2 separate regions of the Homo sapiens genome follow, and region 2 is linked to region 1. A link is a contact called in ENCODE Hi-C data. All regions are on one chromosome and are shown on one strand. Each heading gives the region's core, a stretch centred on a gene start or an enhancer-like site at or near the end of the contact. The rest is flanking DNA. Distances are from core to core; before and after follow the strand shown. Region 1 holds the start of SLC6A5 (solute carrier family 6 member 5). Region 2 holds the start of NELL1 (neural EGFL like 1).

What was found. A loop is a pair of places that touch in the nucleus more often than their neighbours do. Pooled maps may share reads with other maps.
Region 2: a loop to region 1 is called in a pooled map, with 3 times the contacts of the local background. The contact joins the promoter of NELL1 here to the promoter of SLC6A5 in region 1. A Hi-C loop is called at or near these places in 2 of 37 single-sample maps with no recorded cell type and 8 of 50 pooled maps.

Annotation. Positions count from the first base shown.
Region 1 is chr11:20,596,953-20,603,495 of GRCh38, reverse strand. It overlaps SLC6A5 (solute carrier family 6 member 5), which reads right to left and starts at 3,888. Exons shown (of 16, transcript NM_004211.5): 1 at 3,821-3,888; 2 at 1,831-2,367. The coding sequence starts at 3,823.
Region 2 is chr11:20,667,196-20,673,738 of GRCh38, reverse strand. It overlaps NELL1 (neural EGFL like 1), which reads right to left and starts at 4,153. Exons shown (of 20, transcript NM_006157.5): 1 at 3,961-4,153. The coding sequence starts at 4,015.

The sequences.
Region 1 (6,543 bases), core at 2,639-5,138:
TCTGAACCTCCGTGTCTCATCTGTAAAAGAGGCTTAGAATGACTGTCCCCTGAAGCCCTTGCCAGCTCCAGCAGTCTATGAATCTTTGAAGCTCATTTCTTCAAGCTCACACGAAGATGCTTTCTTGGGGCAGTGCCTGGTCCTGGAATGCCTCACTAGTAAGCAGGAAAAATGGGGGGAGACCACCCCAAATAAACTCTGAAAATGTTCAGGACACCTAGACACTGCACAAAGCTTTCCAGGCACTCAGGCCAACACACAGTTTCCACCTTCTCAGTCACCCTTCACCTCCTATTGTAGTAACTTGCTAGGTCTCATACTTTTCTACAGGGTGTGCAGGACACAGCAGCAGCTGTCAGGAGAAGTCTTAGGGAGAGAGAAAGGGCCAGGGTGAGTGTCAGAAAGGCACAATCAGAAAGATGGACAGGGCTGAAAATAAGTACTTCCAGAAACCAAACATCTTTAACATCCTCCCTCTAATCCTCCCACACACAGACCACCTCCATTCCTAATCCCACCCTTCAATCCTTCCAGGGCTGCAAAGGGTGGGAGTTCCAGCTCCTTCTGCCGCAGTGCGGAGGTTAAGCAAGACAAGTGAAACAAATATTCTGCTCCACCTGGGGTCACACTGTGGGATACATGCTGTCAGAGGCAGATAATATACATAGAAAAACACTCCGGATGTGGACCCCGAAAGGAAAGGCAAGTGGGAGATTCTATGTTTATTTCTAGTTCTGACACCACAAGCTCCTGCTATGTGGGCCTGTGGATAAGTGTGAATGTGTATGTGTGTGTGTGTGTGTGCAAACACTAAAGTGACTAAGGATAGAAGGGTTGTATAAATCCTAAACCTCACACAGGCACAAATTTTGGTCCAGGCCCCACTGCTGGATATATGCATAGCCCCTGAGGCCAGGAAAGGAGAGGAAATAGCAGAAAGGCAGGCAGTGAGAAGGGAAGAGCTGAAGTTGATGAAAAAGGACAGAAGAAAGAAGAGATCAGAGAAGGAAGGAGAGAGACGAGAGGGAAATTGAAGAGAACAAAAGCCTATATGAGAGAGTGGGCCACCAGCAAAAGCTGCCTTTATTCATAACCCAAGGATTGGGATTTGCTCTGTGGGTTTTTCACGCCTCTAATTAAGTAGTAAAGGATCAAATGCAAGAGGGGATTAAGATTGGTGGGGCTTGAAGCTTATACAATTGAGGGAGGTTACTTTAGGGAAAAAAATAGAAAATTATGGCAAAAGTAGACACCAGGTTTTGGAAGGACCCAGGCAAAGGACAGGCCCCAAAACTAAAGCTTCAGTAGCCTCAGGTAAACCCACCTCGCATCAAATGAGTTCTCATGTAATAAAGGTAACTGGCAGTGTAAAGGCTACAAAACTTAAACTATTATCCTCCTACCCCTCCATCCCCAGCCACCACCACGTGGCTTTGTTCTGAATTTTAACCCTCTTTTTGTTTAATTAAGAAATTATTTTTGAAAAGAAAAGACAGTCATTGGCAGGAGAGGGAGTCTGTCTGCATAAAAGGGTGGAATCTATCTTCCTCAACTCTTTCGTGGATCTGGACCTGTATTCCCGCTACCGCCAAGGCTGGGAAGGGGCAGGTCGTGGCCCCTCTGGCAGGGTCACTGCAGCCCTCGCGCCCTGAACTGCCGACCCCAGCGCAGTGCGAGCTTCCGAAGCCCCAAAGCCGCCTCCCGCATCCATCACCTGGCACTGCCAACCGGTTTCCCCATCAGCATACGTGCACCCGCCACGGCCCGGCTGGCCTCTCTCGCGCAGCTGGAGAGCAGGACACTGTGCGGGCCGTAATGCAACCTGCTTACCTGGGTGGCAACGGTGGCCACGCTGCCCGGGAGCACGGACGTGATTCCATCCGTGGCCAGCACCACGGTGCTCTGGCTCATGTTCACCCAGCCCACAACAGGGGTATTGTTCCGCTCCAGGGTGCCCTTGCCCACACTCACGTTCGCATCCCCCTCCGGGCCTCGCAGAAAAGGGATCTTACAGTGCAGCGCGTTGCCGGGCCCGGAGCTCCCGGGAGGGGGCGAGGCCTGCGCGCCTTGCGCCTCTCTCAAGTCCCGCAGAGCTGCAGAGGCCGCCTGCGCCCGCGGGCTACTGAGTTTGCAAGACCCCACTCCTGGCCGCTCAGCCTCGCAGGCTCGCGCGTCCGCTGACTGGAAAGTTTGGGCGCCGGTGGAAGCGGACCTGGGCACACGTGGCGGCGGCGGGGCGGCAGCCGCGGGAAGCTCCTGCTCCGGGCTCGTCCTGGGAGCGCATGGGCCATCCGGGTGGCCCTGCGCCGCCGCCGCCTCCGGGCTGTTGGCTGGCAGTTTATTCATTTCCTTGGGAGCACTGCAATCCTGCAAACACAATGTCAAGTTCGTGCAAAACAAAGTCACAACAGCTTTTAAAATACCTGTATCTAGATATGGAGACGTTCGCAACTCAGGTCCAGACACAATATCTGGGGAAGCAAATTGGAATCTGAACTTTTTTTAAAAGAAAGGCTGCAATCAGTATTTCTCAATTTGCCCGTTTCATCAATAACCAGATGACAAAAAGAAGCTAATATTCCCTCCCTAGTGGAGGATGAACTAAGAAAAGAGGTAGAAATGTAATTTTGTAAGGGTAAAGGGGGAATGGAAATAGCCCTGGAGTCATGAGCTCCCCTCCCTCTTTGGATTCCACATCACAGCTGTGGGTGCCCGCATCCCCATCACCACTGTAGAAAGATTCTTTAATTTTCCGCCCCATTTCCTTTGTCATTCAACAATGCACACTGCCTTTTTCCCCCATAGACAAGCTGTGGCCACAAAGCTGATGCCCTGGCACCTGCGAGCGCTTGAGGCCAAATTGGTTGAGTCCCAGCGCTCCACAACCCACCTCCTCCCGCCAGGTAGCAAAGACAAGGTTAAGAATCACGATCAAAATAACCACAAAAAAACCTACAACGATAATAAACTAAATTTAAGACACAGAGTAGTAACTAGATTTGTTATCTTACACAACTCGTATTCACTTCCAGATTCCCAGACATGGAAAAGAATATGCAAAGCTTTTTGTTCTTTTGTTTAGGTCTTCTTCTTCTTCTTCTTCTTCTTCTTCTTCTTCTTCTTCTTCTTCTTCTTCTTCTTCTTCTTCTTCTTCTTCTTCCTCTTCTTCTTTTTTGCGTAACTATTCACAGGAGTCTAATATCCTTCACAACTCTAAGCTTGCTTGAGTACCAAAACTCATGACTAATTTTTATTCGCTTTTTCCCAATTCACTTTCAAATGAAAAGAACTGCCAGCGGTGGTTTTTCTATCCACTTTCTCCCCTCGTGTTATCTTTCACGGCTTCCTAAACATTAGCACCAATAATTATTATTACACTGTAAGAATAATCCTATTATCTTCGCCTCCACCGCACTCCTCTCGTCTAACCCCCTTTCACAAACACGCAGAATAGAACTCCTCGATTTGCACAAATCTAGGTACCTCGGCTTCAGCCAGCATTTGTCTCAGTAGCCTCTAGGACCCAGAGCAACTCGCCTCTGTACCGGCATCTGGCTTTTCAGCACCGAGGACAGTGCCCGGGATCGGGTCTTTAGGAGCCACAGCCAACCTCTCAGCTCTACAGCCTAGGAAACCTCTTTGCGACCTCAGGTGACGCTCACAAGTACAAATACCTAGGGCTGCGAGAATTGTTCTCCTCGTCGCCCCCTTTCCCCCCACCCAATGCACAGACATCTCCAAAAGAAATAGCCAAAACGAATCTGCTTTCCCTGTCCCCTCAGCCCCCTTTCCTCTTGAAAGAACAAAAGCAAACACTCACCATGTCTGACACAGGCAACAGACTGAACTGGTGGAGGGTGAAACCCGCTATTGACAAGACTGGGTTTGGCTCAGGCAGGAGAGGCGCTTTCTATATCTCCTTGGGAAAGGCCGGGTTTGCGTCAGTGCAAAGCAAGGTGCCCTTGGTTTGACATTTTCTTGATAATACAAGTTTGATAAATCATTACCCCCTTGGATTCAAGTTTTAAAGGGACAACAGCCTAGAGTATGCTGGCCAGTTGTCACTCCAGCGGGAGGGGGCTGCGTGTTTGGCGTGACTCATGTGGTCTGATTACTAAACCGAAACCGGCAGGAGGGGAAGACAGAAGTTTGCCTCCTCCTAATTAAGGGAAACATGGGAGGGACACGTCCCACTGCACCCAAGGCAAGGCGCAGCCGCCAACAGAGTGGATCGGGCTGTAGAGGAGGAAGGAGGGGGTTAAATCACTGTCTATTCTTTCCCTTTCACTAGATTCCATTGCTGTCCCCCCTTATCTTCAGGGATTCCGAAAATATTACTCCGAAAGAGGTTGAGGGTCTGCGCATAGCCCCACAGCTCTGCGATGACTGAAGCAGGCATGGGTCCTGCATTTATCAAGGTGTACCTACCTAGCATGTATGTGGACTTCAGATTCTCACATCCCTACCCTTCCAGACAGTCAGTCTTGGAGGAATCCTGGGGTTTTTGCTTAAAAATTGTGATCTGGTATTTCCGTTCCTATTTCTGTTATCACAATCAAGAGAAAATTCTGAGTATAACTGACCTTTTTCATTGTATTTTTAAGCTTTTCTGAAGACGTTTTAGAGAAAGAAAAACGAAGTTTTTCCAACACAGACCTAGTTCTTAGGTCACTTTCAAAGTCAAGGGAAACCCATTCTTTCTTTACAGTCCTTTCAATAAAATCCTACAAGAGCCAGGCCTGATTTGGCAGCGCGGGACCTTAGAGACCGTCCAAATCGGGATGCCCAGCAATGCGGGGGAGGGGGAATGAGAGCTGGCAATCTGCAAAGCCATGCCAGGATGTTCAACCGTACTGTGGCGGGGATGGGAGTGGGGGTGGCCATGGCGATAAAAAGATGGACTTTCTTGTTGTGTGTACAATGCAATAGCTATAATCAGAAGAGGAAAAAACGCCTTTACAAAGAAGGTGTAGTTTGGAGACTAGAAGGGGATTATCAGCAAAATGCTTCCCTTCTCTCCTTCCTTGCCGGTCTAGCTCGGGGAACCCCTGGCCTCGGGGATGAGGAGCCACAGACAGCACGTTTTCCCTTCCCTACTGCCAACAGCCCAGCCCACTGCCTCGGGGTGCGCGCCGTCGCCAGCGGCTGGGCCGTCCCACGCGGCGGGAGGACAATGCCGCGGCGGCCGCGGCCGCAGGCGTAGGCTGCAGTGGCAGATTGCGGCGGGCGCCGGGGGCACTAAGGGGCACCCTCCTGCTCCTCTGGAGAGCCCGAGAGTGTTTGGATGCCTCCGCTGGTTGGCTTTCCCGCCTAGCCCCTCTAAAGGGCAGCTGGCTGGGGACACACGGTCTGCATTGCCTTTGGTGGGGGCAGGAGGAGGAGATCTTTCTTTTGAGACGCCTTGAGGATTTCAGGTCGCTTTTTATTGCAGTTTTGAGCTAACGTCTATTGAGATCTCAATACTCAACCATTGTGCAAGGGATATCCATGAATTATCTCGGTTAGATTTAGCAATGGCCTTTCAGAAACTATACCAATTGCAAAGCTGAGGAAATTGGGGCTCAGAAAGTCGCTTTTGAACCCTGGAGAAGATCCCAACCACCTCCCGCCGGGCTGTCGCTAGGGTCAGTCGCTCTCTCCCCGGGGCCCGCTCGTAGGGAGAGGTCGGGAACGAGGGTTAAGAGGGTAGGGTGGGCTGTGGTGGACTCTGGCTGGAGGAGGGTCGTCTGAGTGGGTGGGACTGAGAATTCCGCAGGGGTGCCTGCTCAAGTTCCGGCTGGCGCTGAGAAGCACCCCGCAGGCTCTTGGCATCTTGGGGGACGCCAAGGGGACCTACGAGTGTTTCTGCCTAAACAGTCCCCAGTTTCCGAGAGGGCTCAAGACGAATGCGAGAACTGTAGAAGGCAGGCCTGGCAGGCAGGCTCGGGCTCAGAGAGCGATCGGCCGGAGCGGTACCACGAGGCGGGCCCAAAGATCGGTGTAGGCCTCCCTCTGCGGTTCCCCGGCCGACTTCCCCGAGGGACAGTCACGACTTTGGAAGGTTCTGGCCAGTTTCCCAATTTGCATTTGAGCAGCCCCCGCAAAGGGCCAGGTGCGAATGGAGAGTCTACGCGGCGCCCGGACGTTCCAGGGCGCACAGACTTGGCTGCCCCGGGAGGAAGGGAGAACTGCGCAGAGTGGGCAGAATCCTGCCGGCCTTCTCACTTCCCCCAGCTGCGGCCCTGGGCCTGAGTGACGCCCAGCGCCCCCGCTCAGCCCCCAGGCCTGATATTTCGCCCGCTGGCCCTCCCCGGCCCAGTGAGCACTTGGGTTCCGGCGTGGAGACTGCCGCGCGTCAGGCTCTGCAGAGGCGGGTGACGCGCAGGAACGGCTGCGGGGTTTGGCTGAGGCGCTATTCGGGCTCCCCGCCTGCCCCCACTTTCAGCCGCAAGATTCTAGAAGGGAGGGGCTACGTGGAGAATGGAGGGAGGGTCTGGAACGGAGAGGCCTAAGAGGGTTCGCTATGAGGCCAACGCTGGGACGGAGGGGCGGGCATCAGCAGGG
Region 2 (6,543 bases), core at 2,904-5,403, 70 kb before region 1:
ATTGGGAATTACAATTAAGCAAGATGAAAAGCTCCTGGGGAAGAAATATTTTAAAAACCTGGAAGGCAGCATGTCAATGTCACAGAGGCACTTGAGGCCTGACTAGGATTCAGAAACTCCACCCTAACAAAGATACCTGCTGCTACTGCTGCTATTGGCTGCTCCTCACCCCCACCCAGGGAATGCTCGGGCCCACAGCCCACTCAGTTCACCTTTGGGGTCCCAGACATAGGCTTTCCAGCAAATCCTCCTGGGTCTGGCTGACTTTAAATTTACTCCTGCTCATTGTCCATGGTGGAAGCTGTTTTCCTCTGGACCATGCAGACTAAAAAAATGCTCCAAGAGCTCATTTAACCACAGAATTTCACAACCACTTAATCAGGTTTGGGCCCCTGGGCACCTACGAAGGTCCTTAATACCCCAAAAGCAATTTTCTTGAAGAATATGCTCTATGCCTGTTCCAAGCTGGCCAGTATTTTCCATGATCCTTGGAGGCTGGGGGCTCATGTTCACAGTTCCATTATTCAATTCATAATTAATGATCCACCTGAGAGTTCCTTCCAAAAGAAAATCTCTTGGCCAGGCGCAGTGGCTCACACCTGTAATCTCAGCACTTTGGGAAGCCGAGGCGGGCAGATCACCTGAGGTCAGGAGTTCGAGACCAGCCTGACCAATATGAAGAAACTCCATCTCTACTAAAAATACAAAATTAGCTAGGCGTGGTGGTGCATGCCTGTAATCCCAGCTACTCGGGGGGGGGGGGGGGGGCTGAGGCAGGAGAATCACTTAAACCCAGGAGGCAGAGGTTGTGGTGAGCCGAGATCATGTCGCTGCACTCCAGCCTGGGCAACAAGAGCAAAACTCCATCTCAAAAAAAAAAAAAAAAATTCTCTCCTTTCCAGCAGGTGGCAGCAAAAGACATTCACTTGGTCAGTAGGGGCTTTGCAGGTGTAGGTACTCCCTTCACCCTCTGCCCTGGTGACCAAAACAAACTGGAAAGCAATGTGGGAATAATTATTGAGTTTTCAATTATTCACACTGCCAAAGCATTGGTGAAAACTCATAGAGATAGTGTGTTATTACTGCTATTATTGTAGCCTTCTAAATTTTCATTATTAGTGATGTACCTGAAAATCTCTGAATTATTTCTCAACCAGAAATAACAAGAACTGGAGAATGGCACCTCCCGTCTTGACTCCACTTTGCACTCTAAAACAAGTTCTCTGAACAAGGCAGATTTAAGCAGCTCCTCATGACACCTATCATTAGATCTTTTCATATGCAACTGTGTCTGCACTGCAGTCTTGCTTTAATTAAAATGTGCCTGATATCATCTACTCAGTTCCATTAAAAGCCGGTGATATCTGAGCAGCTCACTAAGTGAACCACATGTTTATTTCATCTAGGACTGTTAACAGCCCAGACAACAATTGTCCCACTTGACAAAGAAACTTTCAACGCAGCTGTTTGGATGCTGATAATCACAAGCCAGCCTTTGTTACCTAAGAAGAGGGTGGATGGATGATGTGGAAATGATTTCTGCACAGAATCAGAGGGCTGCCTCCAGAAAGCTACCGCTTATACCCTCTCAAGCTACAAGATACTTTAAGTGTACAAATTGAGAGGTAATTCCCCCGTCTCTCTGATTCTTCCGATAATGTGTGTAGAAGAAATATGCGGCCTCTAGTGTTCAAATAGTGCCAAGTGACATTGAGAACCCAAGCTCCCTAGGCAACAGCCACAACCAGTGGGTCAGATCCTTCCATGCTTCCCTGCCTTTGCTGAATCTGCTCCCTCTGCCAAGAATGCCTTCCCACTTTGTCCACCTGGAAAACTCCCTAGAAAGCCTTGAAGGTACATCTCTCAAATCCCTGACCACCACTCCTCCCTAGAATTAATTCAAACTGTCTCTCCTCCACATTTCCTTAATACAAACTTATACTCCTACCTCTCCACCACCCCCCCCATCAATCTGTAAAATTAAAATGCCTGCCAGTTTCTATCTAGATTCCCAGCTGAGCTTTAAGTTCCTAGAAGTCAAGGACTGTCATTTCCTCTTTGCATAAGAAATCCTGGCACCCAGCAAGACATCGTTTGTTGAATGAGTAAAGACATGAATGAATCTTCCCCTACAACGAAATTTTTACAAGATTTAAAGGGGATTGGAAGTGGAAAGAGGGAAAATACCTGTTCTTAAAGACCCCTTCCACAAGCAATGAACCCTGAAACACGTTCCATTCCGTGATAAGGGTACTTTGGCGACTTTTCAAAGGAGTAATGAGAACAAAGGATTTAGGCATATTCCGTAGTGATGTGCACTTAGGGATGTGAACTCACTAACGGGTTGCCCCCTCCCTACCTAGCTTCTTCCTGTCTGCGGTTCCTCTGTAAGATGTCCACGAGCACCAGACTCTCGCGCTCAGAGCCAGTAGCCCACGCTCTGCACTAGTCTTGCCTGTCCTGATCTTCCTGGGGTGCGCGCACTCCTTCAGCGTGTCCTGGTTTTAAAAGACTAACCCATCCGGATGGGCCTGAACTCAAGAAGCAACTATTCTAAGCTAGACTGAGCCTTGGCGTCTCCGCAGCCTGGGAAGCTCGGATAGAGGTAAGGAACGGAATGGGAGGTTTCTTTTGTCCCTTGAGAAATCCATATTCAACATTCTTAACCAGACGAAAGCCGCTGCCTGCTCAGTCCTGGGGAAGTGGGAAGGGCCCTCTGAAAGCTCCTAGACGCTAGATCTTCCAGCGGGCTAACTGCCAAAGAGGGGCGCCTGGGCGCAAGCGGAGGGAACTTTTGAGCCAACCAAGTGCAGACGCCCCTTCTTAGCCCTCTCCAGATGAACTTGCTCTTTGGCCTAGAGAGAAGGCCACGCCTCTAAAGAAGGAAATAAGGATGGTAAAGGGGGGAGAATAAAGGGAAAGGGAATGACCACACAGATTCTGGGGTGCAGCGCGTACGGAGGATGGCTGGGTAGGATTGCAAACCTCCGACACTCCCCCCAGTTGACAGGCCCTATTTTTGCCAATTTCCTACATCTCACCCCACCTCACCTCACCCCAGTCTCCCCGCATCTACTACTAGCTCTTTGAAGAAGGCGGCTGCAAGCCAGTCTCCGAACCCCAGGGGACTTTTGGGCAAGGGAGCCGGTGGAAGCAGAAGGAAGAAGATGCGCTGAGAGTCCTCACAACTGCGTCTCCGGAGGCAGAACGAAGTGGGGACTTCAGACAATCAAGCGTCATCCTTGCTCCCCCCTCCCCACACGGAACCCTGCGATTATGGCAAGAGAAAACTGGTTTGAGCTTGAGAAAATTTCCCCAGATTGTCTCCACTGCTCTATTTCCCTCAGATAATTGTTCGCCCAGCCCTTGGGAGCAAAGACAGGCGGAGGAGAATACTCCTGGAGTTCTCCTGGGTAGTCAGGAAGGCACAGGAGGAGATCGCGGGATCCCAGGGTTCTCCCGCAGCTCTCTGCCCTCGCCGCACCGCGCCCTCCCGGGCCCCGGCCGCGCCCGCCAGCCGGAAGCGCTCCCTCTGCGGGTGCGACTCCCGCAGCTACCCCTTCCCAGCCTGGCGGGGGTCGGCGAGAGTGGTTTCCACAGCACCTTACAAGTTCGGGAACTCGGGGCACGCGGGCCCGCCCTGCTGCGGGTTTCGACTCCCTGGGACGGAAAGCCGGTTACTAGCAGCAAGAGGGTGCGCCTACTCGGCCGCGCCCCTCACTCCTGCGCCCCTGAGGCCGGGTCCCCTGAGAAGGGGCACTCAACGGGGACATCTTCAAGCCCGTGAGTCCCTATTTTCACCCTGTCACTCCGAGCAGGGCAAAGAGATCCCAGGAACCGGTCCACGCTACCGCCGTTCCCCAGACCAGCGCAAAGCTCGGCTCCAGGTCTCCCCACGCCGCCGTGGTCTGTGGGCACCCCCATTTCCCGGATCCCTCTAACCGCCACAGTCATGCTTACCTGTCCTGGCAGTGCACACACAGAACCACACAACTAAAATCAAATCCATCGGCATCGCTCTCGAGGGTCCCCGCCTAGCAGGGGGCACCGAAGCTAGGTGGAAGCAAATGAGCCTGGATCCTGAGGCGCGCCTGGCTTGGAGCCGCCAAACTTGCTAGCGGGCGGCGGGGGAGGTGGCTCGGCAGCGCCGGGTGCTGCGCTCGCATATGCGCCCGGGAAGGCAGCCCCGGCCGCCCCGCCCCCAGCCCGCCCCCCACCGCTGGCGCGGCGGCGGCGGCGTGGGGCTCGGGGCCCGGCCCCCCGCTGCGGCTGCGTTCGTCTGGGAGCCCGGGCAGGAGCGCGGGGTTTGGCTACTGTGGCTTGTTGCGCTCCCCACTGGGGGCCGATTCCGTTCGCCTCCTTCGCCCGCAGAACTGCGAGGATCTGGACTGCAGGCGCCGCAGCCGCTATCACCCGGAGCACCGAAGTCGGAGTCCCAGGACCTGCGGCCGAAACGAGAGAGCGGGAGGCGCACGGCGCCCCCACGGCTTCACGCGCTCCAGCCCCTCCGAGCCGCAGTCGCCAATGTTGCCCTCTTTACTTCCGCACCGCGGTGGGGGCTGCCGAAGTTGCCACAGTTCATCCCCGCCGAGTCGAAAAGCCGCCGAGCCCTCGCGGGTGGGTATTTTTCCTCGGGGGAACCCAGACCGAGGCGGCGCCACCGAGCGCGCACGGACCCCCTCGGAAAACAATTACTCGGGATTCGCTCTGTCAACTGGGTGGGGAGGGACCTGAGGGGGATGATGGCTGAGTCCCTGCTCACCGCCTGTACCTTCTGTCTCCTCTCTCCTGTTGAACCCCTATGACTGAGTACTCTCTTTGTGGGTGCAGGAAGAGGGCGCTGAGGTGGGGGTGCAGAAAAGGGGTCCTCGAGGCGGAGCGAGCTGTGGTTGGGGTTTGGGAAGTCTATTTGCAAACCTTCTCATTCTGCAGGGCAGATGCTGCCACATAGGGGTAATTCCTAACCATCTTTTTTTCTTTCTTGCGTGATTTTCTTAATGGTATTATCAAAAGCCCACTCTTCTTTCATAGTCACATTTTGGCCCCATGTGCAATTCCTCCGGGACCTCCACCTTCTTTTCCCTCTCCCACCACAACATTCTCTGGAGAGAAAAGCTGGGCTGGGCTTTGTTTTCTACTTGCCGGCAAGAAGAGAATGGGTCCTCTCCCCTCTATGCGACCCTTTCAGGACCTGACCTTCCCTATGAAGATCCCCCAAATTTAAGACTTCTGTCCCACTTCCTATTTGTCCTACTAACACCTAGGAACGTTATTTATAACTGGATATGTAGAGTCATGAAATCTGAAATGACAGCCTCTGATTTATACCAAATGAACTCCACTTAGCTTGCTCAGTCTTCCCACTCTCTCTGAAGCCCCCGCTCCCCCTCACCAGCAGTACTCCTTTGATATTCACAACAGGGATCCCAGAGGAGTCCAAGGAAACCTCAGAACAGCCGTCCCTCGTTTCCTGGAAACCAATTCCAACGTTTCAGAATCCTCTTCACTAATAAGAACGTGCCCTTCTCACTTGCACCCACTTTCACTTCCTATATCCTTAACCCCTACACAACTTTGACCCCAGGAGCCCCAGTGAAGTTCACCAAATCAGCGCAGCTTATTAAGAGAGAAGGCTTTACTAGCATGCTGTTCTGGTCTCTGCCCTATTTTTCTGGATATTTCTGTGTGCAAGCCACTGTCCCATTTGGCCCTTTATGTTGTGGTCCTTTGGCAGATGAAAAAGAAAGTGAACAAGCAGGTAAATTCCAGCTCAAGAAGTCTACTGCACAATCCAGAAGTTGAGCTGAATGATTAAGAGGTAAACTGATGTCAGCTGACTCCAACTCAGATTCGGCTAAGACCCAAAGGAAATCTGTCTGCCTTGACTCTGTATTTTCACTAACAGAGTCCACGTGTTTTTCCTTCCACCCGGAGCGTGTTGCATTTAAAGCTAACATTAAAATCACACATCTTGAAGAGAATAGGATTTCCCAAGTCTTGTTGGGCCTTGTGGACAAGGACACCATACACCATGTTGTATTATAAGAGCCATTTCCTGTCTCTCCTCTGCAGTCTTTAAGTACACCTCAGCAGGAACAGCCTTGAGTTGCTTTGGACTGTTGTTTCCAAGGCCCTTTTATTGATTTCAGAAAGCCCAGAATCCTTAAAAGTACAGTGACCCCAGCAAGGGGAAAAGGTGGTCTGGGTAAGATCTTCAGAGCTCTCTATCTTTAAAGTCTCTGTGTAATTAGCTGGTCCTGTGGGATGGGACTTTTAGCTTGTTCCATTAAAAAATAAAGCAAGACATATGTTCTGTCATAGCTTTGCAGCATAACATCCATTAACAGTAACAAGAGTTAATCTCAACAAGGTCATAAATCTTTTCTAGATAACTAAGTACTGCAATCTCCTCCTATAAGTGCAACCCTTGAGTGGGGATTTTGAGTGTGTAGGTCTGTTAAGCTAAGGTGACCTTCATAGAATGGGCCCAGCAAGTTTCTCTAGTGACAATGAAGGGACACATGGCTATGTATGTACTTGGTG